Regions from separate parts of the Mus musculus genome. Here region 1 is linked to region 2. Evidence: chromatin loops called from intact Hi-C (ENCODE). Cell type or tissue: left cerebral cortex. All regions are shown on one strand. Each heading gives the region's core, and the rest is flanking DNA. Links, peaks and the distances in the headings are about the cores only. Region 1 overlaps Pak1 (p21 (RAC1) activated kinase 1). Region 2 has its middle 7.1 kb from the start of Aqp11.

Region 1 (11,158 bases), core at 1,396-9,395, 170 kb before region 2:
TTGAGGTTTCAAAAGCCCATCTATTTCCAGTAGCTATCTATGGCTTAAAATGTAAGCTCTCAGCTACTACTCTAGTGCCATGACTGCACCCCTCCCCCAATGTATGCCATGATGGTCGTGAACTCATCCCCTGAAACCGTTCTCTAAATTGCTTTGACCAAGGTGTTCTCATGGCCAGAGAAAAATAACTAAGACAAATGCATCTGCTCATCTTTTTATTACCAGTGCCAATTGAAGCTCTAGGCAAGAGTCAGTTAATGGTTGTTTATAGAAGTACTTGGAGGCTACAGACCCACCAACCCTTCAAATGCATACAGTGGCCACATCTTTTCTGACTACACTGAATTCCCTTGAGTATGCCTTCCAGTTGCATGGTGTCAAGTGCATGGAGTGATGATTGTGTAGATGAAGAAACGAAGCTCAAGCTTTGAAGTATTTACCCTTTCTTTGCAATTAGATTCTGAAACCCTAAGCTGCTGGCACCCTCTGAGATTTGGTAGCAGTCAAAGGGTTAGTCTTTTGTGATAGGCAGACTTTTTCAAATTTTCATTCTGATTGCTTGTTGAGAGCCCCCCACCCCCCGCCCCCACCACCACCACTGTCATGTATCAGGAGACACTGAAGTAAGCTGTAGTTCTTGGTGTCTTGGATGTGAGCCAAATCTGTGGTCAAGCAAGACAAACAAAATTAAAGCATTCAAAACAGGCTAAAAAGAATATGCAAGAACTGATCATGTCAGTAAGTTGTGTCTTTCATTCAAAGAATGCATGTATTTAACAAGTTTCTGTGTGAGGCTGTTAGAAATCAGTAGTGAAAGCTAACTTGGGATTGAGGTTTCTTAAAACCACAGGCTCACACTGATAATTAGGAGATAATTTATTTTATAGTTTCTTTTTACTCCATCAGTATGCCAAGACTTTAGACCTACAACAGCTTCTGTTGCATTTGGTCTCCTTAGAGTTATTTCTTTCAACTGAAAGTTGTGCTTATCTTAACAAGTTGGAGTATTGATCTGCCTAGCCTCAGCACTCTCAGTGCTTAGGCTAGACCTATATACAACCACATCGTTCTTAGAAATGTCTTGAGGGGGACGAACCAACCTGGGAGAATGAGCTGCTGTGGAATACGTTTGTACGTTGTGAAAGCATACAGTTTTGTCGGTATAGTATTCCTCTAGTTCAACTGTGCTTTGCCATAGATAATCAGTTCTTGGACCCTATCTGATCCTAGACAGAAAGTAAGAGTGACAAACTCCAATAAGATTGTATTAAAGTAAAGCCAGGCGTGGTGGTGCATGCCTTTAATCCCAGCACTCGGGAGGCAGAGGCAGGCAGATTTCTGAGTTCGAGGCCAGCCTGGTCTACAAAGTGAGTTCCAGGACAGCCAGGGCTACACAGAGAAACCCTGTTGTGAAAAGCCAAAAAGAAAACAAAACAAAAAAAAAAAAGATTGTGTTAAAGAAACTGTTTTGTTTTGTTTTGTTTTTTGAGGGAGTTGTTTGCACGCATGGAAGTCAGAGGATAACTTTTGGAAGTGGGCTGTCTCTTTCCAACATGTGAATGTCAGGGACAGACTCAAGCACATCCACTCACTGAGCCATCTCACCGGTTTTGGAGACACTGTGTCTGTTTGTTTTAATTCTTTCAAAATTAAAAACTGAAAGCCTGTCATTAGTTTCTTTAAAATTCTAGCTTCTTTAGAAACTTAGGTCAACAATTTTTATAAGAAAACTTGAGGTAAAAACCTTTTCTGGGCCGGGCGTGGTGGCACACGCCTTTAATCCCAGCACTTGGGAGGCAGAGGCAGGCAGACCTCTGAGTTCGAGGCCAGCCTGGTCTACAGAGTGAGTTCCAGGACAGCCAGGGCTATACAGAGAAACCCTGTCTCGAAAAACAAAAAACCAAAACTTTTCTGATGATCAGTGTTACATCATTTTTTCATCTTTTGTTCTTTATTTGTGTACTTATTTTGACAATATTTGAAACTAGTTTTAACTCAAGGGGCCTTGCACATGCTAAGTATGAGCCTGAACACTATTTTTTTTTTTTGACAAATTCTGCTAAACACACACACACACACACACACACACACACACACACACACACACACACACACACACGAGTGTTTGGTGTTTTTTGTTAACTATCAGGCCTATTTCAAACACTTGGGAGACATAATCACAAACATGCAGGCATCAACACACATTTAAGCATCTGCAGTGATAGAGGTTCCCCTTAGCTTAGAGATTTCTCAGCCAAATAAATGTTGGTAATTTAAAAACTGTAGCCAGCCCCTAAGTTCTCTGCAGTTTGATGTTGAGTACAGTAGTTCTCCAAACCAATTATAATACAGATAAACTTTATTATCCTAAGAGCAGTTTCACTAACTCAGTGCTTGGCCTTAAGAATGAGTGAAGGTCAAAGGTTGGCATCTATCTAAATCAACAGAAGGAGAGCACTGACATGAAGAAAGGGATATACTTTTGAGTACATATGCCACCTATCTTGTGCCAGCTTCTGATTTCTTTTTCTTGGCAGCATGCTGAGGCTTGGTGCCAGACCCTCAACAACTATCCAGCAGCAATGCATCAAGCCCAAAACTTGGATGAAGCTTTCGTTAAGTGCTTTATTTGCTAAATATGCATAGTGTTTCTGTCTGACAAGTGACCCTTCTTTTTTTTTTTTCTTTTTTTTTTCTTTTGGTTTTTTGAGACAGGGTTTCTCTGTGTAGCCCTGACTGACCTGGAACTCATTTGTAGACCAGGCTGGCCTCAAACTCAGAAATCCCCCTGCCTCCCGAGTGCTGGGATTAAAGGCGTGCACCACCATGCCCAGCTCCGTGATCCTTCTTAAAAGAAAAAAAAACCTCTTGTATTACTCTTGGATTTCTTTTATTGTGTGTGTGTGTGTGTGTGTGTGTGTGTGTGCATCGAACTCACATAGGCAGGCTTCATAAATGCCTTTATCTCCTGAGCATCTTAGTGACATCCAAATCTTTTATTTTTATGTGTATGTCTGTGTGAGTGTATGCCATGTCTGCGGGTGCCTATAGACACCAAGAGGGAATCAGATCCTGGTACTGGGGACCAAAGTTAGCTCTTCTGCAAGAGCCCAGAATTGCTGAGCCATCTCTCCAGCCCTGCCCCATTTCCCTTTGCTTTTAACACAACCCTAGTTAAAAAAAAAAAAAAAAATTGAACTCCAAGTCTAGAAGAGATATGAAATACTGCTAGGTATTTTATCACTTAGCAACTTACCAAGAAGAGAAGCTCAGTTTTGTTTTTCTGCCTTTTTAACCGTCTGGACAAGCACCTTTGACCATATACAATTTGTTATTTTGGTCTAGTTTTTGAAACAAAATAACACAGTGCAGCCCATGTTATTTTTCTGCATCTATCTCCCAAAGATGGAGATTACAGACCTTTTCACTGCCATGACCAGCAGATACAAGTTTTTACCAATGTTTAAGTGATTGTTGATTTTATGATTAGAAAGTAGTTTTGATTGAAATGTTAAAGTATAACTTAGACTCCTAGATATAGATTATTATGTAAGGCTCCTATTTTAGTGCCAGTGAGAGTCAGAGTTAGCATAAAGTTTCCTGACAAACCAGGTCACTTCAAGCATTACAAAATAGGTCTGCATTTGCCATGTTCCAGGGATTGTACCAAATGCCTCACATGAACTATTTTATTCCCTCAGGAACTTAGAGGTAGATACTATTATTATTATACCTACTTTGCAGATCTGGAAGCTGACGTTCAGATATTTAAGTAGTTTATCCAAGGACATACTTATTGTGGGTGAGCGGAAATGAAACAATTGATTTCAGCTACCATTATGCTACTTGTTTCTTCTAGATCAGCAGTTCTCAACCTGTTGGTAGAGACTCCTTTGGGGGTCAAAGGACCCTTTCAACCTAAGACCATCAGAAAATACAGATATTTACATTACTATTCATAACAGTAGCAAAATTAGTTATAAAGTAGCAACAAAAATAATTGTATGGTTGGGGTCACCACAACAGAAGGAACTAACTTTCAAGAGTCCTAGCATTAGGAAGGTTGAGAACGCTGCTCTAGATGGTTACCCTCCAATGTCAGAAATTAATTCTAACACCAGTGAGCCTGGGAAAGAACTCCAAGGCCCTCATGAATGGCAGCCCAGGACACTTAGACTGCACACTGAGGAGATACCCCTGAGCAGAGCAATCTCAGATGCCAAGACTTTAGACCTACAACAGCTGCTGTTGCATTTGGTATCCTTAGAGTTCTCTCTTTCAACTTAATGTTGAATCTGTGCTTATCTTAACAAGTTGGAGTATTGATCTGCCCTATATACAACCACATCGTTCTTAGAAGCAATCTTGAGGGGGACGAACCAACTTGGGAGGAGGAGCTGCTGTGGAATGTATTTGTATATTGTGAGAGCATAGCTGCATATTTCGCCTAGTGTAGCAGTGGTTACCACTGGGAGTTGGGGCCGGCGTAAGGGAAATGCAAGATGAAGACTGTTCTAGACTATTACATGTATTCCGTTTCTTATATGGGCACTAAATACATGTGTATTTATAATTGATCTTTAAATGACACACACTTTTTTGTTTTGTTTTTGCTAAGTTCTTTTAATGTATATCTAAACTAAAAATGTTTTTTAGAAAGTGTGGTTTCAATACGAATGGCTCCCAGGACTCACAAATACCTGTCCATAGGGAGTGGTAGTATTAGGATGTGGGACTTTGTTGGAAGAAGTATTACCAGGAGTGGCCTCTGAAGTCTAAGAAGCTCAAGTCAGGCCAGTGTGACAGTCTCCTGTTGCTTGTGGATCAAGATGTAGAACTCTCAGCTCCTTCTCTAGCACCATGTCTGCCTGCAGGCTACCATGTTTCCTGCCATGACAATAATAGACTAAACCTCTGAAATGTAAGCCAACCTCAATTAAATGCTTTCCATTGTAAGATGTGCCATGGTCATGGTGTCTCTTCACATCAATAAATCTCTAATTAAGACAAAAACAAAAGACTACAGACGGACATCTATAATGGTAAGGGGCATCCAACTGCAACTTACTTTCAAACAGTTTATGAAGAATCATGAGTAGTACTTCATGAGAAAGGGAAAAACAAAAAAGAGAGGGGGAAAAAAGACACACTTCCTGTAGAATATTTTCATCTCCTTTTATTGAAGGAAATAGAAACTTGTGCTGCTGAGGCAGTAGGACCTCTGAGCATGACAAGGTAGGCAATGGGGCTGGCATGACAAGCCACAATGCTGGCCAAGCATCCTACCACAGCAGGAGAACCAAAACCATGAGGAGGGCAGGAGGTAGCAAACACCCGCAATACGCGTCCATTTGCAGAGAGTAAGCATGTCCACTTGCAGAGAGCTTGGTCATGCACTTAAAAACAGGGTCCCCTTATTACTAGTAGCACATCATCTCGGATTTAGAGACCTTCTCTTTCGACTGAAATAGTTAAGCTACCAGAAGATCTGAGTCCCAGGTAGAAACAGAGGCTGAGATCTTGAAATATCACACAAGTATAGCCGGACAGGTGCTGAAGCCAGCCATGTGCTAAAAGTAGCTGCACTTTCCCTCTGACTTCTCACACTTCTCTTACTCAGCATGTGCTCTAGGAAATCTCTCAATGCTATAAATAAGGACAGAATGCAAGCAGCAGCCTAGGGGATGCAGGGAATCAAAAGCTGCTACATAGCTAAGACCATTTCACTAGAAATAGCACAGGGAACACTACTGGGTCATGGTTCTCCAAAACAGCTGCTAGAAGCACACACAAAGAAAAACATGGTCGTTCTCCCATGTCAGGATCAGCTGCACCAAGGGCATGGTTCGGGAAACAGAGCCTCTTCCTGTCCCTGGCAGATTATCAGGCCCCGTGGCATTTCAAAGCTGTTATGGTTTTCAAATACAATGAGGTGTTCAGGCAATTTAGTCACAGAAATAAAAAAGTAAAGCAATTTCAACTGATCTCAAATCGATAATGCTATCAAACCAAAAGTTTATATAGTTAAGAACTGATTGTGAGGGGTAAGGAATGGGATGGCTGAGATTCTGTTTCGTAGAAACAGGTTTATTCGGGTAAACCCTTGCTCATCAGTTCCCTCCATGCCCACAAACTGGAAGGGAATTCCTATTTAGAAATGGCCTCTGCTGGATTACTCGTCCAGTTGCAATTCTCTTCAGTGCTAGACAGTTTCCAAGGATCAAAGTCTTGGGAGCACTAGATCAGGAAATGGGAGAAGCAAGGAAAGGAGAAGAGGACATGAGGGGTCGGAGTTCCTGAAACAAGTGTTTATTTCATAGAAGGCTTGGCACATGAGGCTGGGATGAGCGTGGTTTCAGTGATTGTTCTTGGTTGCCTCTTTTGCTGCAGCAATCAGTGGAGTCAGGCTAGAGAGGGGCTTGGCAATCTTCAGGAACTGATGCTAGAAGAAGAAAAAACCAAATGAGTTGAGTGTTTGCCATTCTTACATAGCAGCTATTACCAGACAGTAAGGGCCTCAGTGACAGATCATCCTTGAATTGACTTGTTTATTTATCCTTTTGTGTGTGTGTGGGGGGGGTGCATCCATGCCATGATGTGCATGTGTGTGTAGGTCCATTTGCAAGAAGGAATTCTTTTCACGACTACAGGTACAGGAAAATTGTCCTCAAGTTGTCAGACTTGGCAGCAGGTGCTCATACCCAGTAAGTTATCTCATTGACCAAGTATACAAGTTTTATTTGTAAGTCATTAACTGTAAGAAAAAAAAAAGCTCAAAAAATTAATAGTTCCATAGTCATATGCCATTATATAGAATATTAGCACAGTAACTAACACACTGAAAGCACAATGGATCCACAGACATTTTGAGTGAAAGAAGTAAGACAAGAAGTTCATTTTACATGGTTTTGTTTGTTCCTGGGTAAAATTCACCTCTGGCAACAACAGAGTAACTATTCTTTCTGGAGAAGACACCTATCTTTCGTCTTAAACTCCAGCCCTCGACCTGTTAGCTGGAACTATAAGCATGCACCATATGTGGCTAAGAATCTTTTGTTCACTCTTTGACTCCAGCAAGGCGAAGTATTCCAGTAAGGACTTTAAGGTCCTTTACAATGTTACATTGTAATGTACTTTGAGCCATACTTCCAATTTAAAAAATTATTTAAGAGAAAAATATCATATGAAAATGTTATAGGAAATAATTTTTTATGTAACTCAGAGTCTCTTACTTAAACTGGTGGATTGTTTTGGGGGTTTGATTTTTGTTTTTTACATTTATCTTGAAGATATAGATTCTTTCTTCCATTTGATAATAAAGATCAGAGCTAAATTTCCTTGTCTGAGCAAATGTGAGGTTTGTAATTACTTAACACATCTCATTCTTTTATCATTCTTATAATTCCTATAGTTAGCATTATTATGTATGTGTACAGACACTCACATGGAGATATATACAGAGACACTCTTTGCTGAAAGTTGATTCAAGTTTCATTGGGACAGAGTGAGGATACACAGAGGAACTGAGAACTATGGATGATCATGGATAAAGCTTAAATATATGAATTCCAATATCTCTTCCTATATCTTTCTATCCATATGTTCTCACAGGAGAAGCAGATATGAAACTTCATGATTAAAGTTTCTGAAAAGTCTAGGATTTGAACGTTTACCAGATAACACTGACAAGTTAAGGAGATTGGGAAAAATCTTCATTAACCCCACATCCAATAGAGGGCTAATATCCAAAATATATAAAGAACTCAAGAAGCTATCTCCAAAAAACCAAACAACCCAATCAAAAAATGGGGTATAGAGCTAAACAGAGAATTCACAACAGAGGAATCTCGAATGGCCGAGAAACACTTAAAGAAATGTTCAAAATCCTTAGTGATTAGGGAAATGCAAATCAAAACAACCCTGAGATTCCACCTTACACCAATCAGAATGGCTAAGATAAAAAACTCAGATAACAGCACATGTTGGCGAGGATGTTGAGAAAGAGGAACACTCCTCCATTGCTGGTGGGATAACTGGTACAACTACTCTGGAAATCAATCAGGAGGTTCCTCAGAAAATTGGAAATAGATCTACTTGAAGACCCAGTTATACCACTCTTGGTCATATACCCAAAAGATGTCCCACCATGCCACAGGAGCACATGTTCATAGTGGCCTTATTTGTGATAGCCAGAAGCTGGAAACAACCCAGATGATCCACAATGGAAGAAGAGACACAGAAAATGTGGTTCATTTTCACAATGGAATACTACTCAGCAATTAAGTATTAAGAAGGACATCATGAGTTTTGCAGGCAAATGGACAGAATGAGAAAATATCATCCTGAGTGAAGTAACTCAGACCCAAAAGGACATGCATGGTATGTACTCACTAATAAGTGGATATTTGCCAAAAAAGTACAGAATACCAGGATACAATCCACCGAACTCAAGGAGGTTAACAAGGGGAAGGGCCCAAGTGAGGATGCCTCAATCCTACTTGGGAGAAGAAGAAAGCAATCACAGGGGGTGGGGGTGGGGCGACACAGAGGGAGGGGAGGAACCTGGGTGGAAAAAGGGACAAGGAGGGAAAAGGGGAAACATGATCGGGTATTGGGGGTGGGGGGAGACAGGACTAAAGCCCTGAGGGCCAGCAGAAAGAATGTAAACAGGCAATCCCAGGAGGTAGGAGGTGGGGGGTACCCTCTAGAATGCACCAGAGACCTGGGAGGTGAGAGAGACTCTTAGGACTCAAAGGATGGAACTTCAGATGAAATGCCCTACAGTGGGAAGAGGGAACTAGTAGAATCTACTCCCAGTAGAAAGACAGGACATCAAGTGGAGGGATGGTGTTGCTATCCCACAGTCAAAAATTCTGACCCAGAATTGTTCCTGTCTGAAAGAACAGCAGGGACAAAAATGGAGAAGAGCCTGAGGGAAAGGAGGTCCAGCGACAGGCCCAATTTGGGATCCAGCTCAAGAGGAGGCTCCAAGGCCTGATTACAGTATTACTGATGCTATGGTGTGCTTACAAACAGAAGCCTATCATGACTGCCCTCCAAGAGGCACACCAAGCAGCTGAGTCAGATTCGGATATTTATGCCCAATCAATGGACAGAAGCTGAGAACCCTTGTGGTTGAATTAGGAAATAACTGAAAGAAGCTGAGAAGGGCGACCCCCAATAGGAAGACCAGCAGTATCTATTAACCTGGACCCACAGAGAGCTCTCACACACTGAGCCACCAACCAGGAAGCATACAGCAGGTGATATGAGGCCCCAGACACATATACAGCAGAGGACTGCAGGGTCTAGACTCAGTCAGAGAAGATGCACCTAACCCTCAAGAGATTTGAGGCCCCAGTGAGTGGGGAGGTCTGGTGGGGTGGGGACGGGGACATCCTCTTGGAGACCAGGGACTTGGGGGAGGGGGATATAGGGTGAGGAACAGAGGGCAGACTTGGCAAAGCCCAAGAGTGACAGGGAGCTAGAAATACAAAGTGAAATGGTAGGAAAGAAGCCTAAAATCAGCAAACGCAGACAAAAATGAGATGAAAAGGTTTGGGTAGGCACCTCCCTGCAGAAGGACAGTTACCTGCAGCAGCTCTTTAGCTGAGCCTCTCTTCTCCACATCCATCTCAAGACAGCGGTTCAGGAAGTCCCGGAAAATAGCTGACAACTTCTCTGGGTTCTGAAGCTCTGGCGTCCCATTGGTAGCAATGAGGTACAAGGCCTAGCAATACAAATGAAGAGTCACGTGGTGCTCTCCCTGAGGTTCTTTCTGTTACTATCGAGACACGTTCTCTAAAATACAGCCAGCTTCTGTGTGCTCTGACACACAGCTCTGATCAGCGGGGATGTCCTGAAGAGAACATACTAACCTAATCAGGCTTGACATTCACAGTCATATGACTGTATATATGCACCTAACATATAACTTCTTTGCTATATAATGCTTTATATAGCCACAAAAATGTCTTTAGCGTGCATTTGGAAAGCACTTTGTAAACGTATGAGGTGTTACAAACCTAAGGGTTTATTCTTCACTTAGCACGGCAAGGTAAACGTCCCTTTGTTTAGTTGTTGGCAGAAATGTGCTGCTGAGGCTTCCACCCAAGAGGAAAAAGCCATGCTTGGCGAGACAGCAACGGTTTCGCTGCTGCTTCCCTGCTCTAATATGAAGCAGCTCTTGGGAGAAGAAAAACAGTAATAGTAAACCTTCATAAACACTAAGCTCTTTAATTACAAAGCTCGCTCTCGCTCTCTCTCCCCATCTCTCACTCTTGTTTGTTTGCTTTGTTTTTCAGGACAGGGTTTCTCTGTATAGCCCTCGCTGGCCTTGAACATAGGAGATTTGCCTGCCTCTGACTTCTAGTGCTGGGATTAAAGGTGTGCACTACCACACCCAGCTACACTCATTTTAAGTGACCACAGTAACTCAGAGGTGGGGCAAAATGGTTATTCCCATTTCACATGTAAGGCTCTCCAGCCGTTGCATTCACTGTTCTGAGTGCACGTGCTGACTCTAATTCAGTTTTATTTCCACCACACCACACTGATTACCTTCATATCTGAGGCAGAGGAGGTTGTGTTACATGTGGAGTGAGAGAGCAAAGCTGGGACAATAAAGTCGAAACTAGAGAAGAAAGTTTCCTTTTGAGACAATGAAGCACTTTCCAGCAACTGGAACTATCCAAGGGTGATCTGAGCATGTAGTTAAGCGTAGATATTCTTACAGGGGAATTCCTGCACTAGATAGGAAGATGAACTAAGTGAGAAAGTAAAAACAAAGTAACTTCCTATTCCTATTTGTCCACAATCGAAGTCACCGCCTTCCTTGCATCTTTATTGTATACTCTATTTCTTCTCCCATTACCACCAATTCCCTTCCACTAGCTAACACACAGCCTTTAGCTGACCCTTTTCAACTCTACAAGAGACTGCTGGGCAGTGGTGGTGCACGTCTTTAATCCCAGCACTTGGGAGGCAGAGGCAGACGGATTTCTGAGTTCGAGGCCAGCCTGGTCTACAGAGAGAGCTCCAGGACAGCCAGGGCTATACAGAAACCCTGTTTTGAAGAAAAACAAAACACAAAAACAAAAACAAAGAAAGAGAGAGACTGCTCCATTTCCCTGTCACCCTTCGTAACAAAACTCATGTA
Region 2 (11,158 bases), core at 1,931-9,930:
AATCCCAGCAACCACATGGTGGCTCACAACCATCCGATCACGAGATCTGACTCCCTCTTCTGGAGTGTCTGAGGACAGCTACAGTGTACTTACATATAATAAATAAATAAATAAATCTTAAAAAAAAAGTAAAAAATATAATATCTGAAGTTAAGGATTTGGAATTGAAATGTAAATACATATGGTATGACTTAGAATTGAAATAATTATGCAGGCTATGAGACAAGGTAATTTTATCTTCTTGAATTCTTTTTGATATTCTAATCACAGCAATTGATCAATATAAATAAGTATAATTAAAGAACTAATTCCAGAAAGAAAAACATACTAACAAACATCCAAATCTACAATTGGTTTTCATGAATTCTTTCCTGCGTCCTAGTTTATAATGGATCATTATTGGGAGGAAGTCTGACTTCCGCTTAAAATAACAAACAAATCACCACTCTGTTAAAACACAAAACAACCACAAACTAGGCTAAGGATGAAGTGTATCTGACAGAGTGCTTGCCTAGCATGCTGGAAGCCCTGGCTGCAACCCAAGTAAGGTATAAAACCAGGCATGGGTGTGCACACCTGTAATCCTAGCACCCGGAAGGTGAGGGCAAGGGAATCCTGACTTCAAAGTCGTCCTGAGCCACAAAACATCATCCTGGTTTGATAAGGGGGAAAAAAAGAGGAAAAGAAAAGAAAATTAAGGAATAGGAGGGACTTGGGCTAGAATACCTGAAAGGAAATTTTAAGCTAAAGTGTATATGGCACATGACTGGAGGGGACCATGACTTGAGTTGCCTTGGGGATCAGGTGGGAGGCTCATAGCTGTGGTGGTTTTGTGGTTAGGCAGCTCTGTATCCTGCCTCCAGCTTTAACCACTCACTGGACGTTAGTTAGGGAGTCCTTGCTCAAGTTACAGGAGCTCTAAAGCCCAGCCTCCTCATGGGTAAAACGGAGATGTCCACGGGCTATGTCACAGATGTTCATAAGACAGAATTCATACCAGGCATTTAAAGCAGGCAGATGTGCCCTGTCTAAGAAGCAGATTATATCCAACAAATGCTAGGCTCCTTCATGTGTGAAAGTGAACAGACCTGAGACGAAATTCACCAACAGGTCTTTGACAATCCCTCTGACTTTCTGACTGCCGAGTGCAGACCAACACACTATAGTCTCCAATGACGTGTGTGTATATGTGGATGACGTGATCACCATCTCCAGGTCCCTAGAGGAAGGCATGTGGGTTTCATCTACATGTAAAAAGAATAAATTAGGAGCAGGAAGTGTATCGGAGATCCTCTCTATTTATTTACCTATAGTTAGTTTTAAAAAATCTCTTTAAAACTCATCTTTTTATTCTTAAACAGTCATACATTTGCATAAAGTACTTTCTCGGACCCGCCCCCTCCACCCCTTCCCGCCCTCCTACTGCCTGTTGACTGCTTTCATCTTCCCAAGTCCCTCCGGTACTTCTGAGCCTTTTTGTTTGCTTTACTTTGGGTCTGGAGCCACGCTGTGTTCAGTCAGGGTTGCTTGCAGGAGCACGGGGCGGGGTTGTGGACCATGCACAACTAACCAGTGTCAACACCCCTGAAAAAACACGACTTGCTCTCCCCAGTCCCTTCTAATTTCCTTTAAGATCTATGTCTTTTACTTTATGTGTATGAGTGTCCTGTCTGCATGTGTGCCGAGGCGGTCAGACAATGGATCAGGTCCTCTAGAACCGGGGTTACCGGTGGTTGTGAGCAACCACTGTGTGCTGGGAACCTAGGTTCTCCTCTGAGCCATCTCCCCAGCCCTAGTTAGATACTTAGAAAGAGGATCTCACTGTGTAACTCTGGCTGGCCTGAAATTCACAGAGCTCTTCCTGTCTCTATTTCCTGAGTGCTGGAACCAAAGGCTTGCGCCCACACTGAGCTCCTTTTACTTTTACTTTCTAAATTAGAGAACGTGGACGCTGCTTCACAAAGTGTCCCGCTACAGCCGTGCACACAGGAGAGTTCCCCCAACAATGTACACAATCCCAGTCTCCAGGTCTTTGAGTTCTGTTGGAAACAAAACAAAACAAAACAAAAACAAAAACAAACCACCACCACCCCACAACAACAATAACAAAAAAACCACAAATGCCTTCCCCTGCACCCATAGGCCCGAGACAGAGCTTGGCAGGGATGCAGTGTGGCTGGCTTCCCCAAGGGTGCACAAGCTCTAGATCCAGAAGGAGGAGGCATTGTGCAGAAGAGCCCGGAGCAGCAGCCAGGCTTCCTTCGCACCAGCAACATCCCTGCTCCTCAAAGTTGTGACAGCCGGGAGTGGGGGTGGGTGGGTATGAGGGACTTTTGGTATAGCATTGGAAATGTAAATGAGCTAAATACCTAATAAAAAATGGAAATAAATAAATAAATAAATAAATAAATAAATAAATAAGTTGTGACAGCCTTCCCCAGGCCCAGGCTCACTAAGTTTTGGAGGCTACAAGGTAGCAGTCACCATAAAATCAACAGTAGTGTTCTCCGTCAAGCCGTGCAAACAGAAGAGGTTCTCCCAACGCGGGTGGATCCTGACCACCGGCCTCTGGCGGGACAGAATGTTCTGGTGGCCAGGCCGCAGAGAAAAGTCTGGCTTTGTGTTGTACAAGGAGGAAAATTCCTACTGCGGTTGGACGCAGCTCACTCTGAGCTAGGGTATCGCCTGCCACCTAGCGGCTCGCTCGCGGAAGAGGGCATGTTTCCACGAAAGCAAGGCCAAAAAGTTCGGTTCACGTTTTTTTTTTTGTTTGTTTGTTTTGTTTTGTTTTGTTTTTTTGTTTGTTTGTTTGTTTTTTTTAACACCTCCCGGGCTGCCAGGATCCCCCTTCTCAGGACAATGCCAAGGCTGGAGCCTTACAAAATACCGAGTACTAGTGTCTTTTTAGTATAGTTCGTCACTCTCCCACAGCTCCACCTGCTAGAAAGAAATGCAGAGAGAGCAGCGAGAGGAAGCTCCCGTTCAGCCATGGAAAGAGATCAAGTCACATACAGGACTAATGTGGGTGACAGAGACCATGGAACTGGAGTCAGTAAAGAGATCCTGGAAGGCGTGCGCGTGTGCGTGTGTGTGTGTGTGTGTGTGTGTGTGTGTGTGTGTGTACACGCACGCTTTTATTTTGTTTTGTTTTTAACTCCTAAAACTATTATTTCATTATGTTCATTATGTTTTTATGTGTATGGGTATTTGCCTGCATATATGTCTTGTGTATCAGATGTGTGCCTGGTGCCCTTGGAGGCCAGAAGAGGGCATCTGACCTCTTGAAACTGGAATTACAGATAATTGTGAGCCGTCATGTGAGTTCTGGGAATCAACCCCAAATCCTCTGTAAGAGCAGCCATTGCTCTTAACTGCTGAGTTCTCTCTCCACTGAATGCAGGCACCTCCTTATCTCTGAGTTATGACTGGTTCTGTAAGATGGGGAAGGTGGATGGTGGTGAATACAGCCCAAAAGCCTGGGTTTTCAGAGTCGGCCTTCATCCAGCACTGTACTGGCTTCTCTGGCTGGAACTCGGCTAGCCTCCTGGATTCTCTGAACAGTGGCTTCTGCCTCTTGCTTCACCTTTGACCTTCCTCTGCTTTCCACAGGGCCCTCACACCTCCCATGAATGCTGATATATTCAAGTAACGTGTTCTGTGGTTTACTCAGTGTTTGGCACATGATAAGCACTGGAGTCACAGCTTGTACTGCTGTGGGTTAGACAACAGATGGACCTGGCCTGGAGGCTCAGCAGAGAACCAGGGACTGCTCTGTGCACTAAGTCAGCCCAAGGCTTTGAGTCGGCCATTTTTGTTTGCATTCTTAATTTTGTGTCACTGGATAAACTGTGTCCATCCTTTGAGCCTCCTCAGCATGTCAGGATAGAAGAATATTCCTCTATCCTGCATTCATAGTAGAGCCATCTAGGGAAGTAGTTCTCACCCTGTGGGTCTCGACCCCTCTGGATTTCCATACCATACATCCTACGTATCAGATATTTACATTATGGTTCACAACAGTAGCAAAATTACACTTATGAAGTAGCCGGAAGTAGCCACAGAAATAATTTTGTGGTGGGGGTGTGTGTCACCATAATATTAAAGGGTTACAACTCCAAGGAAGAAAGGAAACATAGCTCATAGCTTATATACATAAGGCCACAGCTTCCATCCCAGCACCTAAGAACCAAAACAAAAAGCTAAGAATTCTCTCACACCCCATACCCACTAAATCAGAGCCTCTGGGACTGGGACCAGATAAATTGCAGGTTTTTTTTAAAGCTTCCCACGTGATTCCAAAGTACATCCAAGGTTGAGGAACAATAGATGGGCTAATCGTTGAGGCTCTCAAATGATAGAAAAAAAAAACCCCAATAAACAAAAATCACATGAGTAATTACTAAAGATGCAGCCATTGCTCGTTGAGTAATAAGACAAATACTGCATCAAGAGTTCTGAGTGCGGTGTGCAACATGCCCAATTAACCTAGGGAATTGAGAGTGTGGCTGTATATGTGTGTGCACGCACACATGCGCACACTGTAGTGCGCCTGTGGAGAGCCGAGAACAGCTCCATGGAGTCTGTTCTCTCCTTTCACCTGATGAGCACTCAGGAGATCAAATTCAGGTGGCCAGTCTTTGAGGTAAGCAGCTTCCCGGGGAACCCCTGTCCCAAGGGGTGTGCGGGAGCTCTGGGCGTTCAGGCCTCCATCGTGTCCTGAGCGGAGAGTCAGTGGCCATGGCTTATTCTGTGTCAGTCTCTCATGACATTGAAAGACATTTGTGTTTTGTTTACTCCTGCTTGCTTGGTGTCAAATGTCAAGATGCTAAAACTTACAACAGTGTCAACTATTTCTGTGAACTGTTTCAGACCAACTAGTTCTGGTAAAAAAAAAAAAAAATCAAAGATAGACTATAACTGATAAATTTTTAGCATTGTTTTTGTTTTGGCTTTTTAAAAAAACATTTATATTTATTTATGGTATGTGTTAGTGTGCTTGCCTATCTGTCTGTCTGAGTGCATGTAAGGGGGGTGGGAGGGCTGGGGGGCAGTCAGCTACCAGAAGAGAGTGTTGGATTCCCTGCAGCTGGTGTTACAGGCGATTGTGAGATGCCTAGTGTGGGTGCAAGGAGCCAGACTCCGGTCTCTGCGAGAGAACCACACGAACGCTCTTAACTGTTGAGCCAGCGGTTCTCTGCCTTGCTTTGGCAGGGTCTTGTTGTGTGTCCCTGGATGGCCTGGAATTCATTATGTAGACCAGGATGACCTTGTGGCATATCTTTGACCTCTGCCTTCTGAATGCTGGAGTTACAGCATTGTATCCCGTTTATTTACTACATTTATACTGGAAAAAAAAAACAAAGCAAACAAACAAAAAAACAAACAAAAAAAACCTGTGTGGCCACTGAAGGAATGAGTGTGTGTGCTGCCACCTTGTGGTAGAATGTGCCACACACAGTCCTACCTAAGAAGGCTGGCTGGTAATTGGCCCTGGGGCCTGACCATGTTTCTGTGGCCTCTGTATCCTTAGCACCCGTTTTGTTTTTCCTAATACGAAGCAAAAGGAATTGATATCAGTAGCATGAGAAAGACAAGATATCAAGACTCAACTCTAATGCAATACAGCTTTGTTCCCTTTCCTTGTGTTTACTGATGGCCCGTGCCCATTGTCAAGGTACTATACTATCCACGGTAAAAAGTGTGTGTGCGAGTGCGTGCATGCGTGCGTGTGCGTGTTCGTGTATTCAAGGGCACTCACGTCACAGCACATGTGTGGAGGTTAAAGAACAACTCTCTTGAGTCATTTCTCTCCTCTCAGTTTACGTGGATTATAGGGATCAACTAGGGTCACCAGCTTACCAATTTTGATACAAGCCTTTTACCCATTGAGCCATCTTGTAGGCCCTGAGGTTTTTGTTTGTTTGTTTGTTTGTTTGTTTTTATTTTGTTTTAATGGGGACAATACTTACCTCATGGTATTGTGTGGTGGTTTTGTTTGTTTTTCTTTTTGAAGTGCCGTGGGTCACACCCAGGGCCTTATGTGTGTTGGGCAAATGTTTTACCACTGAGCTGTACCCCAACCCTCACGGGGTTGTTATAAAGGTAGAAGACATAGCTAAATTCTGGAAAGTTGTTAGCATGTGATAAATGTGACCAGGGATGATTCAGACCTTGCTGCCACTGTGAATGAGACCACCTGGATGGTTCTATTGTTCTGTCACCTGCCACTGCTCTTCTCTAAGACACCGCTTCTGCTGAGAGGTTGAACCTGTCTTCCTGAGAGAGCTGACAGCCTGTGGAACTGGCGACCTAATGCTAACAGCTCTGGCAGACTAGTGCTAACAACTTAGCAACAAAGCATCAAGAAGCCTGGCTTGGCAGGGAGATGGGCCTCCTCCCTTTATAAGCACAGACTCTTAGTAATTATTGGGCCTTGATCTGAAATCTCAGGAACCCAGTTCGTGTGGCCGAGGGCGGCTACAACCTGTACTGTCACAGCACTGACGTGAACACCTCCCACTGGGCTTTGCTGTGCTGTCCCAGTGCATAGGGCACTGTGTGTCCGTTCCCCAGGTTCTGCTCATGTCCCATCTCTGACCGTTTCCTGCATTCCCTGGTGGACCACCAGACCTCTTCTCTCTGCCTCAGTGTCCCCTGTACTTTTCCTTGTTCTTCTCCACCTACCCTCCTCCTCCCAGTCGCCACTCCCTTAGCCTGAGAGTCCCCTCACAAACTTCGGTGTCAGCATTTTCCTTACCTTCTTGGTTTCCACATGACCGTACAACAGCACCAACACAAACCGAAGTCACTCTTTAGCTGCGACAGTAGTCAGCTTAAAGAACAAAACATAAGAGCCCCCCCACCCCCCCGCGCGCTCTCCCTGAAATCTTAATGGTATCTCTTCCCTGTCCCTCAGGGGCCCTTTTTGCTGTTGTTGTCACTGTAATTTTACATGTTGTTGTTTGAGACAGGTTCTCAATATGACCCCTTGGCCAGCCTTGAGCTTGCAAGATCCACTTTGCTGCCTCTGGAGTGCTACTAACTTGGCCTCTTTTGTACTCTATTTTAACTTTCTGATCTGTCTTCTATAGTATAAAAGAACAAAGAAGGTCTTTGATGTTGTTTCACTAAAGCTAAGATGTCTTAGTTATTAATGTCACTCTGGAGGGGTGATAGTGATTTCCTGGCTCTGAAAAGAGAAAGATTGATTTAGTTGCTGTAAAATGTTCAACATCAGGTGTGATTTGTGACCCCTTCGGAGAGTAGAATGAATGACCCTTTCACAGGGGTTGGCCTAAGACCATGGGAAGGCACAGACATTTATATTACGGTTCATAACAGTAGCAAAATTACAGTTACAAAGTAGCAACAAAAATAATTTTATGGTTGGGGTCCCCACAACAGTATTAAAGGGTCACAGCATTAGGAAGGTTGAGAACCACTGCTCTAAAGGTTTATGCTATACAGACAAATATATCCACGTCTTTCCACGATGTCAGAATTTGTTAAATAACAATAAATGCACAAGATTTTTGTTGATTTTGTTGGCTACAATTTGCCAAGTAGCCTGAATTTCTCTTGATAGCTGGCTGTTGGCAAACAAGAGGTTTTTTTTTTTTTTATTCCACATATTTACTTATTTTTGAAACCGTGTCTCATGTAGCCAAAGATGACCTTCAACTTGTGATACTTCTACTTCAAGTGCTGGGATTATAGTTGTGGTATACAGTTATATACCACCATGCCTGTTATACTTGAAATTAATTACTCCTACAAACTCTCAAATCATACATTAAACATCGCAGTGATTGTATCTATATCTGTGTATATACATAGGTTATAACATGGGCTGGAAAGGGGTTTAAAGGACCTCAGTTCATCAAAGGGTTCCAAGAGGCCTTACTAGAAGCAGAGGCAGAGAGCTGATACAGGCAGTCACGGGAGGGGGTTAGACTACACACCCACCTGGAGAGCTCATGGTAGCACACAACGCCACAAAGCTGAGCCGCCCAGAAGCAGAAGCATGGAGGACAGGTACAGGACTAGGTGCAGAGAGATGAGCAGATGGAGAGGTGGACAGACAGCAATACTAGTGGGCTGCATCAAGCAGTGGCTACCAAGTTGAGGGGAAGTTTGAGACAGTAAGGAGCAAGGAGCTCTCTGCCTGTCAGTCCCTGGTCCCGTACACCAAGCAGTTAGATGACAGGTTGACAGGGCTGTTGTTACTGATGTGTTCAGTGCCCTCTGGTAAGTCCTAGTTTATATGGTTCTAAAGACTTATTTCTGAGTATTGTGTGTGTGTCCTTTGTGTGCAGGAGCCCATGGAGAGCAGAAGAGGGTCTGGGAAGCCCTAGACCTGGAGTTACAGGTAGTGTTGAGCTCTGACTACTGAGCCATCTCTCCAGCTCTCTAATATGGTTTTACTATGCCCATGGGCTAATATGTTTCCACTTTGTTTATAGTTGACATCTTTTAAGAAGAAATTATTAGGCTGGGTGTGGTAGCACACACCTTTAATCCCAGCACTCAGGAGGCAGAGGCAGGTAGATCTGTGTGAGTTTGAGGTCAGCCTGGTCTATAACAGTTCCAGGACAGCCAGCTACGTAAGAGAGAAAAAATGAAAAAAGAATAAATGTTTAGAGGCCAGAGCAATGGCTCAGTGGTAAAGTGTTACTTCCTGTTCTTACTGGGATGTGGGTTTAATTCCCAGGACCCACACAGAGGCTTACAACCATCCACACCTCCCACTCCAGGGATCTGATGCCTCCTACAGGCAGGCAAGCATTCATCGACATAACATAAAGATAAATATTTTAAAGAAAGGCTTATCAGTGTGTGCCTCATGGTTGTTGCTGGACAGGTCTGTGGATATGAGGTTCAGAGCCATTCACTTCTCTATTTGCCCTCAAAATGGAGCCCAATGGAGCTTAGAGATGCAGCCACCCAGGACAAAGCACAGCCTGAAAGCCATTGTTTTACCCAGCAGGGAATAGCTCAGAACAGGGCTCAGCCTCACAGGCACCATTTGCTTGGCTCTTGCTTCCTAACTGAAGCAATGTCCTAAGTCTACTTAATGACAATGCATATTGTGATGATTTTTAAAGCCTTATCAAAGTTCAAAAGACAGATTTTCTATCTGGCTCTTACTAACAAAACTGACTTATTAGCACAGCAGGAAATGGACACACATGTGTTAACTAATCTCCAATTGAGTTCTGATGAACTAGGATTGGTGAAAGGGTCACACTCACAGGACTGGTTTTAAAGCAATCTCTCCAAACAGTAATGGCTAAGAAATGGCTTTAACTTACCTTAGATTCTTTTGCTTGACATAGACAAAGAGAAAGGGCTTCATTTCTCTACAAACTTTATATTTTATGAAATAACTTTTTTTTTTTTTGACTATTGGCACCACAGAAATCTTAGCATTAAAAAGGAATTTTCCTTCAAATTTGAGGCAATCCTACCTCGGGCACCAGCATGGTAGGGTAACAGATGCGAGCTACAGTCTGGGAATCTTCATAAGGTTATAAAAGGGACAGTTGAGCCTGGGAAATGAGACTGGACTGTGCAGAAGGTCACCCACCTGACTGTGCTGCCCTGCCCTCTCAGCTCTAGGAAATAGATGGACTTGTGGGTGACAGAGCCATGTGGGACAAGACTGAGGCAGGATGGTGCTTAGTCACCCCCGAACTAAGGCAAGCGTTGCGACATACATCAGCTCAGAACACTGCTAGGCTCAAGGTCAGGGGAGCCCCGGCAGCTGTTCCCACTCTGCTCACTGCGGGCCACCCACGTGGGTGAATTCTTAGGAGTGCGGTGTTGTCATGAACTCTTGGACCCAGGCGGTCAGAACACGGGGTTTCAATTTCAAGCTACTCACTAAGCACGTTTTGCTCTGTGCTGGGCTCTGTGCTAAGGGGTTGGTTACCATGATTTCTGAAGCCAATCAGGTGGGAGAGACAGAGCTCCACACTGCTGACTGGAGAAGCCTGGGGCCTTCTTTCCAGAGACTCCCACGAGACAACGCTGGAATTATTTAGGGGCAGTGGTGAAGGATTTCTCTATGTAGACCAGGTTGACCTTGAACTCAGAGATCTGCCTGCCTTTGCAGAGATTGGGATGTGTGCTACCGGGGCTGGAGAGATGACTCAGTAGTTAAGAGCACTGACTGCTCTTCCTGAGATCCTGAGTTCAATTCCCAGCAACCACATGGTGGCTCACAATGGGATCTGATGCCCTCTCCTGGTGTGTCAGAAGATGATGACAGTGTACTCACATATATATACAATAAATAAATATTTGAGGGGAAAAAAAAAGACGTGTGCTACCACACAGGCTCAAATCTGGGATTCTTAACTTCAGTGCAGAAAAGAATTTCAGGATGAGTTGCTGTGAAGCAAACTGGAGTTTACAAAGAAGAGATTTTCTTTACACAGACTTCAATAGAAAGGCCCTCTTGGACAGGACAATAGCCAACCATAGTTTGGGTGTGGGCTTCTCAGGAATTGTAGTTAAGTGGCTTGGCCACAACTGCACACAATTGCATGTTGATTTTAGAAGCTTTTAGAATTCCATTGATGGAAGTTTTTCTAAGGGCTCCTTCCTATTATTACACACACACACACACACACACACACACACACACACACACACACATCCTTTTTGGTAAATATGAGTATAGAGTGAGTCATAAGATGTCTTGGATATGATTACAACCTGATGAGGTAAATCCTGGGTCACAAAGGTTATTCAAGGGAGATTAGATATATCTTTCACTAAATGGAGCTCCTCATGAGAAAACTAGAAAACTGGGGGAAAGGTTATGTTTCCTTAATCCCTATTCTAACATTCTCTCTCTCTCTCTCTCTCTCTCTCTCTCTCTCTCTCTCTCTCTCTCTCTCTGTGTGTGTGTGTGTGTGTGTGTGTGTGAGACAAAACAACCTTACAGCACTTATTGTTATATAATAATAGCATAAGGGCTACCGAAACAACATAAATAAATGTTTCAGACTGTGTTCCCATTAGAAGACTTTTTTTTTTTTTTTTCCCAAGACAGGGTTTCTCGGTGTAGCCCTGGCTGTCCTGAAGGTCACTCTGTAGACCAGGCTGGCCTCAAACTCAGAAATCTTTCAGCATGATCCAGCCCGGCTGTTTT

The links. A loop is a pair of places that touch in the nucleus more often than their neighbours do. Peaks named below come from ENCODE experiments on the same cell type or tissue, not always from the same donor. Only the 100,000 strongest peaks of a DNase experiment are listed, where the experiment ranks them.
Region 1: a loop joins it to region 2, with 2.8 times the contacts of the local background. A loop is called at or near these places in 2 of 42 quality-filtered maps.

The regions. Positions count from the first base shown.
Region 1 is chr7:97,906,380-97,917,537 of GRCm38, reverse strand. Pak1 (p21 (RAC1) activated kinase 1) reads right to left here. Exons shown (of 15, transcript NM_011035.2): 14 at 9,593-9,730; 15 at 5,157-6,442. The coding sequence ends at 6,356. Among named protein-coding and RNA genes, the nearest start is that of Gdpd4, 8.0 kb to the left of the region's middle. In left cerebral cortex, for the core only: no CTCF peak of the experiment used is centred there; DNase peaks (open chromatin) are centred at 2,533, 3,017, 3,618 and 5,654; H3K27ac peaks cover 2,234 bases.
Region 2 is chr7:97,739,776-97,750,933 of GRCm38, reverse strand. No RefSeq gene overlaps it. Among named protein-coding and RNA genes, the nearest start is that of Aqp11, 7.1 kb to the right of the region's middle. In left cerebral cortex, for the core only: CTCF peaks have their summits at 2,688 (motif pointing left), 5,242 and 5,442 (motif pointing left); DNase peaks (open chromatin) are centred at 2,163, 2,635 and 5,451; H3K4me3 peaks cover 812 bases; H3K27ac peaks cover 720 bases.